Linked DNA regions of Homo sapiens: region 2 is linked to region 1. Evidence: read pairs that join two places in POLR2A ChIA-PET (ENCODE). Cell type or tissue: A673. All regions are shown on one strand. Each heading gives the region's core, and the rest is flanking DNA. Links, peaks and the distances in the headings are about the cores only. Region 1 has its middle 17 kb from the start of KCNN1. Region 2 holds the start of LOC105372300 (a long non-coding RNA gene).

What was found. Peaks named below come from ENCODE experiments on the same cell type or tissue, not always from the same donor. Only the 100,000 strongest peaks of a DNase experiment are listed, where the experiment ranks them.
Region 2: POLR2A ChIA-PET joins it to region 1 with 7 read pairs; 4 of 35 experiments call an interaction of 5 or more read pairs at or near these places.

The regions. Positions count from the first base shown.
Region 1 is chr19:17,948,044-17,952,419 of GRCh38, forward strand. It overlaps a transcript of KCNN1 not described here. Among named protein-coding and RNA genes, the nearest start is that of KCNN1, 17 kb to the right of the region's middle. RefSeq lists silencers at 1-432, 4,164-4,213 and enhancers at 3,164-3,782, 3,783-4,376. In A673, for the core only: no CTCF peak of the experiment used is centred there; DNase peaks (open chromatin) are centred at 2,338 and 2,888; H3K4me3 peaks cover 2,514 bases; H3K27ac peaks cover 3,831 bases.
Region 2 is chr19:18,313,219-18,317,594 of GRCh38, forward strand. LSM4 (LSM4 homolog, U6 small nuclear RNA and mRNA degradation associated) reads right to left here. Exons shown (of 5, transcript NM_012321.5): 2 at 2,806-2,847. LOC105372300 (a long non-coding RNA gene) reads left to right here and starts at 2,451. Exons shown (of 2, transcript XR_007067157.1): 1 at 2,451-2,616. RefSeq lists an enhancer at 1,324-1,824. In A673, for the core only: no CTCF peak of the experiment used is centred there; no DNase peak of the experiment used is centred there; H3K27ac peaks cover 235 bases.

The sequences.
Region 1 (4,376 bases), core at 194-4,193:
CCCGTCGCGCGCCAGCAGAAGAGGGGATGCCGCGCCCAGCGCGCATGCGTCGGCCCCACCCGACACCCCCCGCCCCCCGCCCCCAACCCACCCACCCTGAGGGCCGGGGAATCCTCACCCGCCGCAGTGCGCATGGGGGCGGGGCGGGGAAACCGGTTCAAACCGGAGTGGGGTTTGCCGAGGAGGTGGCGGGGGAGGGAGCGAGAGCGGGGTCTTCCCGAGGTTCCCACTCCGGCCCCCGCCGTTGCCTTAGCAACCGGGCGCGCGGGCCGCAGTGCGCGGGCGGCGGCGGCCTCGGGGAAGCCGGGTGGCTCTGCGCCTGCGCGGGGCTCCGCGCCTGCAGCCGGGGTTCCCCCTCGAGCACCGGGGGGACGGCGGGGGAGTAGAGGATGGGCGCGGGGGAGCGGGTGCTGGGGAGGAAGAGACCGTGGGGGAAGAGACGGCGCGGGAGGAAAGAAGGGGAGGAGGGGTGGGTGCCGAGGAGGGGGCGGTGGGGGAAAACGCAATGGGTAGGGACTGTAGGGAGGGGTGCAGGGAGAGGCGAGCCTGGGGATGCGCGCCAGGGAGGGGGTGACGGGGGAGAGCGTAGAGGGAGGGGGACGACAAAGGCGGAGGGGGATGGGAGGGGGAGCTTAGGGAGTAGAGAAGGGATATGGACAAGGAGAGGGGTACACTGGGCCAGTGGGGGCGATGGGAGGGGGAGCTGGGGGACACCTTAGGCACCTGCAGTCTCCCGCCCAGCAGATTGGTCTGCGAGGGTGGGGGTTGCTGTGCCAGAAAGTCAGGATCTTCGAGTCCGAGCTTAAGGTTTCCAGATTTAGAAAAAAAAAATAAAAAAACAGGGCGCCCACTTAAACTTGACTTTCAGATAAACGAGCAATTTTTTATTATAAGTATGTCCCATTCCGTGTCCTCTACTTTATCCCGCAGCCCTAATCTGGGCTATTGTCGTTCCCCCCCACCCCCCAATTTACACACCATCTGTCCCTATCCTTTTCGAAAGCTGTGCGGACCCTCGCGGAAGACGCCTTTGTCTCCCGCCTGCCTAGCGCCCCACAGCCCGGCATGTGGGGTGTACCCCCGGGCCCCGTCATCCCCTCCCCCAGCCATCTGCCGTCCTCCTGGCCTTGAACAACAGCCTGAAGTCGAGTCCGGGCTAGGCAGGGGAAAGCGCAAAGGTGCAGCACGCACCCTCGGGGATTTTCTCAGCGCTCCTCACCCCCCACGACCTCCAAACCCTCCGCTATGGGCCTGGCCCTGCCAAGGCCACATCGCCCCGCGGGTCCCAGACACCCGCACCTTCTCCTTCTCCAGGAACCTCCAGGGCTCTGCTTTCGGGCAGCCTCCCTCACTCTCTGGGCACAAAAGCACACAGGCACGTAGTAGGTGCTCATGAAAAAAAACATTTGAGGGTGATTTTAGGGAGGCAAGTGCAGGTGAGGGAGTGTTGCATTTCTCGACACGGACAACTGCGTCCTCATCCCATGGGGACATATACCCTCTCTGGGCCTTTGTCCCCTCCAACAAAGCAATTTCCCTTTTATCCTTCCCTTTGGTTTCAAAAAGTGTAAGATAACAAAACACTTTGTTTTGTTATCAAAACACAATCAAAGGGGGGAAAGGTCAGCCCCCCAGGGGTCCCTGGCCCTGGGCTGCCCCCAGCGTCTCCCCCAACACTTCCCCAACTTGCCACGTTCGCTTCTTTTACTTATTCGCCATCGGAACGGTGGAACATTTGCGCCTCCGGCCTGGCTTCTGCTCAACCGGCCAGGAGCTCGGTCCCTGCGGATCATTTTCCCCAGGGGCATATTATTCCGGAAACGGGCTAAGCGGTCCCGGGTTGGGGACACGTCGGCTCCTGTGTTTTTAGTTTCGCTGGCCTAGGTGACCCCCCTGCAGAAGACGGCTGTGGATCTGCTGTGCCGTGTCTTGGAGGCATTTCTAGGGCGGCTAGCTGGGCAAAGGGTGGTGCTGTCCCTTTATTTGGAGCTAGGTAGCTCCTGGGGTGGTGCTGGGTCGGGAGCGGCCCTCTCCTCCCATCAGCTAGGACCAAGTTGCACCTGGCCCCTCATTCCCAGGGGCGGAGAGAGGAGAAGATGAAAGAGCAAGCAAGTTCACACCAGGGCTTGAGGGCAGTGAGAACAGTAAACCAGGGCGACGTGCCCAGAGAAGGGGCGACTCTAGGGAAGAGGCGACCTTGGATGGAGCCCTGAAGAGCCCTGTGGGAACAGGGGGTGAGGAGAGCCAGGGAAGGGCGATCCCGGCCCAAGAAACCGCAGATGCAAAGGCTCTGAGGCTGAACCGGTTAGGGGGAGAAGCTGGGCGTGTCCAGAATGTGGTGGGCGGTCCAGGGAGACCGCGGAGGGATTGGAACAAAGGGTGGGCGTTGTGGGGGGCAGACCGCGTCGGCCTGTGAGGAGTCAGGGTGCTCCTCTTGGTTCAAGAAGAGAAGGGAGGTGGGGGGAGGGCGGTCATGCGGGACAGGGACGTGACCTGTCACACGGGTGAGGACTGAAGTCTGTGGCTGCGTCAGGGAGAAGGACTGTGGCGGGGACAGGAGGAGCCGCGGGAGTGGGGAGGATTTTCGGGCTCCACTGGGCGATTGTGGGGTCCACGGGGCGTGGGGGAATCCCCTGATCATGGGTGTCCTTGTCACTTCTGCAGCCTGACTCTCCTTCACTGTGTCTGACTAAAGCATGGGTCGCAGCCTTCCCCAACAGGGGCGGGAAGTCCCCCCCGGGGAGGGTGTTGGGTGGCACCCCTTGTCCTCGGCTCCTGCGAACCCACCGGCTCTCTGCCTCCACAGTGCAGACCCGAAGGCCTCCTCCCCTTTGTTCTTTTTCCCTCCACACGGTCACGGTCACACCGGCGGCTCCCTCTGAGCGCATCTCACACACAATGGGGGTGGGGGGTGCGCTCCCAGTTTCCCCTCCTCTCAGTATCGGCGTCCCCGAGCCCCGCCCGCGCCACGGAATCCCGGCCTCCAGACCCCGCCCGGGAAGCTCGTTACCTTTCCAGAGAGGCTCCCCGCCGGGGGGCTGGGGAGGGGGGAGGGCTATTTTTAGAATGAATGGAAGAAAAGAGAGGAAAAAAAACAAAAAACAAAAACCAGAATGGAGGTTTGTAGAAGCCTCCCTGCTTCCAAGAGGAACCCCCCTCCCTGTCCCCTGCCTGAAGGTGGCTGAAGGTCCCCACCAAGGCTGAAGGTGGGTGGGGGTTCAGAGACGGGGCGGAGCAGGGGACTTCGAGGAGGAACACGGTGGTCTGAGCTGGAGCCACGCTTTCTGTTGGAGGGGGCAGCTGAAGGAGAACAGCAAGACATATCCGGCGGCCCTACGGACTCGGAGAGCTGGAGGGACCCCGGAGGTGGGCACTTGTCCGTTCGCTGAAGGGAAACTGAGGCTCAGAAAGGGGCTTGGCAGGGCCGAGGTCACGGAAAGGGCTTGCCCCTGGACTTCTCCCTCCCATCCCCTACCGAGCCAGACCCCGCGAGCCACATTGTTCTAAGGTGGCAGAGTGACCTTCACAACTCTGCCACCCAAGCCCGGGCCAGTCAGGCTCAAGAGGTTCCTAATCGCGCAGGTTGGGGGGAGGGTGTCACCAGCCCAACAATGAAATAGAGAAGTTTTCTGTGGTTTGGTTCTGGCCACCCAGGCTCCCCCTTCCTAGCTGGGACCTTCCAGCCCGGTCAACGTCGCCAGCTGCCCGAAGCCTCTGGGTCCCCCGATCCTCCCCAGTGGCGTGGTGGGGAGGCTTTAATTGTCTGCCTTCCTCTCTCCCTGACTCTCTTCTTTCCCGGAGCTGAGAGAGCGGCCCCCCAGAGTGAGGGGAGCAGCCCTGTTCCGTGCTGCTGGGACACTGGGCCCTGGCCAGGGGCTTCCGCTCTCCGGGCCTCAGTTTCCCCGTCTGTAAGATGAGCACCTTGGGCCAGAGGCGGCAGAGGGTCCTCCCATCTCTTTGACCGTCTTCTAAGATTTGCTGTCACGCCCCTGGGTGGAGGGGGGAGAGTGGGCTTTGGCGAGAGACCTGGAGGGGGATTCCATCCCTGCTTTAGAGGAGACGCCTTGCGGGGGGGAGGGCCCCGGCTGTGGCCGCGACGGACTGCCTCCCTCGGCCTGCGGGGTCCGCGCCCCCTCCCCGGGCGGCGGGGCGGGGCCCAGGTCGGCGGGGAGGGGGTCGGCTCTGCGGCGGCGCGCGCACACCCTCCCGGCTCACACGCCCTTGCCCGGCCGTGCACTTGTCTTCGCGCTCGGGCAGGGCGCAGGGACTCCGGCTGCGGCGGCCGACTCCGGCCGGTGAGTGGCAGTGGGGGGCACGGCGGGGAGCGTTCGGTCCCGGCGGCGGTCCCCTTCTCTTTGGTGGGCGGATTGGTCAAA
Region 2 (4,376 bases), core at 146-4,145, 370 kb after region 1:
TGAGCAACAGAGTGCCACTTGGTCTTAAAAAAACAAAAAACTAAGAAACACAGAAATGTTTAAAGGAATAAGTGAGACAATGGTGATGGTGGCCACTGATCCAGGGTGGCTGGGGGCCAGGTGGGCACAGCTGGGCTGGTCCTGGCAGGCACCCCCACAACACCAGATATTTGGGCTTCAGTGTTCCACAAATGCTGTTTTTTACTGCAATAATTACTCATCTATTTTGGTATGTTTTGAGAACAAAGATAAGTAGCAGATCATTCTGAGGATATGCTGCTGTTAGGAAAAGACTGATATTTTTTGGTGTCTTTTATGAGACAGGGTCTTGCTCTGTTGCCCAGGCTGGAGTGCAGTATCGTGATCATGGCTCACTACAGCCTCAACCTCCTGGGCTCAAGCCATCCTCCCACCTCAGTTTCCCTAGTAGCTGAGACTATAAGCGCACACTACCACATGTGGTTAATTTCTTTTCCTTTTGTAGAAGTGGGGTCTCACTGTTGCCCAGACTGGTCCCAAACTCCTGGGCTCAAGTGATCCTCCTGTCTTGGCCTCCCGGGGTGCTGGGATTATAGGCATTAGCCACCACACTCAGTCCAAGCCTGAGATTTTCTTTTGAGATGGAAGTTTCTCTGTTGTTGCTCAGACTGGAGTGCAATGGTGTGATCTCAGCTCACTGCAACTTCTGCCTCCCGGGTTCAAGTGATTCTCCTGCCTCAACCTCCCAAGTAGCTGGGATTACAGGCGCCTGCCATCACGCCCAGCTAATTTTTTAGTAGAGACGGGGATTTCACCATGTTGGCCAGGCTGGTCTTGAACTCCTGACCTCAGGTGATCCACCCGCCTTGGCCTCCCACCAGGGCTGAGATTTTTAAATGACTCAACTTAGGCATCTGCCCAAGAGAAATGAACACAGGCAACCATACAAAAATGTGTGCGTGAATGTTCACAGTGACACTGTTCGCAATAGCCAAAAAGGGGAAAGAGCCCAGATGCCTATCAGCAGACAAACACATAAACAAAATGTAGGCCGGGCGTGAGCCTGTAATCCCAGCACTTTGGGAGGCCGAGGCGGGCGGATCACGAGGTCATGAGATCGAGACCATCCTGGCTAACACAGTGAAACCCCGTCTCTACTAAAAAAAAAATACAAAAAAAATTAGCCAGGCGTGGTGGCGTGTACCTGTAGTCCCAGCTCCTCAGGAGGCTGAGGCAGGAAAATGGCGTGAAACCAGGAGGCGGAGCTTGCAGTGAGCCCAGATCACTCCAGGCTGGGCGACAGAGCTAGACTCCCTCTCAAAAAAAAAAAAGTGGTAAGTATCCGCTCCACGGAGTATCGTCTGGCTATAAGGAATGAGGCACTGACACAGGCCACAGGGTGGATGAACCTCAAAAACACGTTGCTGAGTGACAACCACCAGGCTCGAAAGGCCTCATGGTCTCCGTTCGCATGCATGGGAAATATCCGGAATAGGCAACCCCACAGAGACGGCAGCTGCCTCATGCTCATCAGGGACTGGGGCTGGGAAGTGACTGCTGATGGAAATGGGCTTTCCTTTTGTGGAGACGGAAATGTTCCGGCCTAGATAAAGGTGGTGGTTACACAACCTGTGACTGCACCAAATGCCACTAAATTGTGCACTTTAACTGAAGTGTTAGTATGTAATATTATCCTTTTTTTTTTGAGATGGAGTCTCGCTCTGTCACCCAGGCTGGAGTGCAGTGGCGCGATCTCAGCTCACTGCAAGCTCCGCCTCCCGGGTTCACGCCATTCTCCTGCCTCTGCCTTCCAAGTAGCTGGGACTGCAGGTGCCCGCCATCACGCCCGGCTAATTTTTTTGTATTTTTAGTAGAGACGGGGTTTCACCGTGTTAGCCAGGATGGTCTCGATCTCCTGATCTGCCCGCCTCGGCCTCCCAAAGTGCTGGGATTACAGGCATAGAGCCACCACGCCCGGCCAATATTATCATTTTTTGGAGACAGGGTTTCACTGTCACCCAGCGACCTGCAACCTCAAACGCCTCAGGCTCAGGTGATCCTCCTGCCTTAGGCTCCCAACTAACTGGAACTACAGGTGCACGCCACTACACCCAGCTAATTTTTATATTTTATGGAGAGACGTGGTTTCTCCATGTTGCCTAGACTGGTCTCTGAACTCCTGGGCTGAAGCCATCCTCTAGCCTCAGCCTCCCAAAGTGCTGGAATTATAGGCCTGAGCCACCATGCCCAACCTGAAGTTCTTTTTATTTTTTTAAGTGACAGGGTCTTGCTATATTGCCCAGGTTGGATTTGAACTCCTGGGCTCAAGTGATCCTTCCACCTCATTAATTTTCTTTTTCTAGAGACAAGGTTTCACTCTGTCGCTCAGACTGGAGCGCAGTGGTATGATCATAGCTCACTGCAGCCTCAAACTCCTGGGATCAGTCGATCCTCTTGCCTCAGTCTCCTGAGTAGCTGTGACTATAGGCACACACCACCTCATCTGGCTAATTTTAAGTTTTTCTTCTTGCCCAGGCTGATCTCGAACTCCTGAGCTCAAGCGATCCTCCTGTCTTGGCCTCCCAAAGTGCTGGGATTACAGGCGCGAGCCACTGCAACTGGCCCATTAAATTTTTAGTAAGTATGTATGTATTACTCTTACAAGCAGCAGAAATGACAGGAGTGTGGACACTCCTGGGGAGGGAGAAGAGAGCAAACTGCCATGCTGGTGGACAGGCAGGCCAGGAAGCCGTCTGCTCAGCCACCGCCCCTGTGCTGAGGCTGGCCCCCTCTCAAACAGGCTTTCCCAGACCACTGAGTACTCACCATGGGGTGATTCTGAGCCGTCTTCAGCAGTGACAAGGGAAGCTGAAAGGCAAATAAAGCCACATGATTTGTCTGTTTGACCAGCGCCTGGGAGCTCTGGTCTTGAGTCCCACCCATGACTCATAGATGGTGCGGTGCGGTTGAGGGGGCACAGGAGTGCGTGTCAATCACCCCCCACTGGAAATGCCATTTCCTCACTCTGCCCAGCCCTGGAACACACACCTGCCTCTCAGATTAGGAAGAAAAGCCTCACACACCCTCCCTACTCCCGTAGGTGGCCACCACCTGCTCTTGGTGCTGAACACTCTGGTCAATTTTTTTTTTTTTTTTTTTTTTGAGACGGAGTCTCGCTCTGTCACCCAGGCTGGAGTGCAGTGGCATGATCATGGCTCACTGCAACCTCCACCTCCCGTGTTCAAGCCTCACAAGCAGCTTGCCTCAGCCTCCCAAGCAGCTGGGGACAACAGGCATGCGTCACCACACCCAGCAAATTTTTGTATTTTTAATAAAGGCGGGGTTTCACCATGTTGGCCAGGCTAGTCGCAAACTCCAGACCTCAGGTGATCCACCCGCCTCGGCTTCCCAAAGTGCTGGGATTACAGGCATGAGCCACCGTGCCTGCCCTAATGCTTGTATTTTAAGCTCAAACTGGTATCTCTGAGATGCATCCATGTTGATGAGGTTACTCTGAGTATGGAGTTGAGGACACTACAGCTTGGAAACCCGAGGAACTTGCCCAGTACTATGGCGCTAGGAGGAGACAGAGCTGGCCTGGTCCTGTCTGTCTGAAGCAAGCACAAGACCATGCCTTGCAGGGCAGCCCCAACTGGCCCAAGACTGACACTGCCAGGCCCCAATGCAGGGGTCAATCCCATCAGAGAAGGCCACATCTGAGCTGGTTTTATTTTTATTTTTTTAGATGAAGCCTTGCTCTAAAAATACAAAACTTTGCTGGGCACGGTGGTGCGCATCTGTAGTCCCAGCTACTTGGGTGCTGAGGCAGGAGGATTGCTTGAGCCTGGGAAGCAAGCCTGTCACCCAGGCTGGAGTGCAGTGGTGTGATCTTGGCTCACTGCAACTTCCACCTCCCGGGTTCAAGTGATCCTCCCGCCTCAGCCTCCCAAATAGCTGGGATTATTAGGGGTGCACCACCATGCCCAGCTAATTTTTGTACTTTTAGTAGAGATGGGGTTTCTCCATGTTGGCCAGGCTGGTCTTGAACTCCTGACCTCAAATGATCTGCTTGCCTGGTCCTCCCAAAGGGCTGGGGTAACAGCATTGAGCCATCACCCCCCGCCTGAACTGGGTTTTCTTTTTTTTTTTTTTTGAGACGGAGTCTCGCTCTGTCGCCCAGGCTGGAGTGTAGTGGTGCAATCTCGGCTTACTACAAGCTCCGCCTCCCGGGTTCATGCCATTCTCCTGCCTCAGCCTCCCGAGTAGCTGGGACTACAGGCGCCCACCACCATGCCCGGCTAATTTTTTTTTATTTTTATTTTTGTATTTTTAGTAGAGACAGGGTTTCACCGTGTTAGCCAGGATGGTCTCGATCTCCTGACCCCGTGATCCGCCTG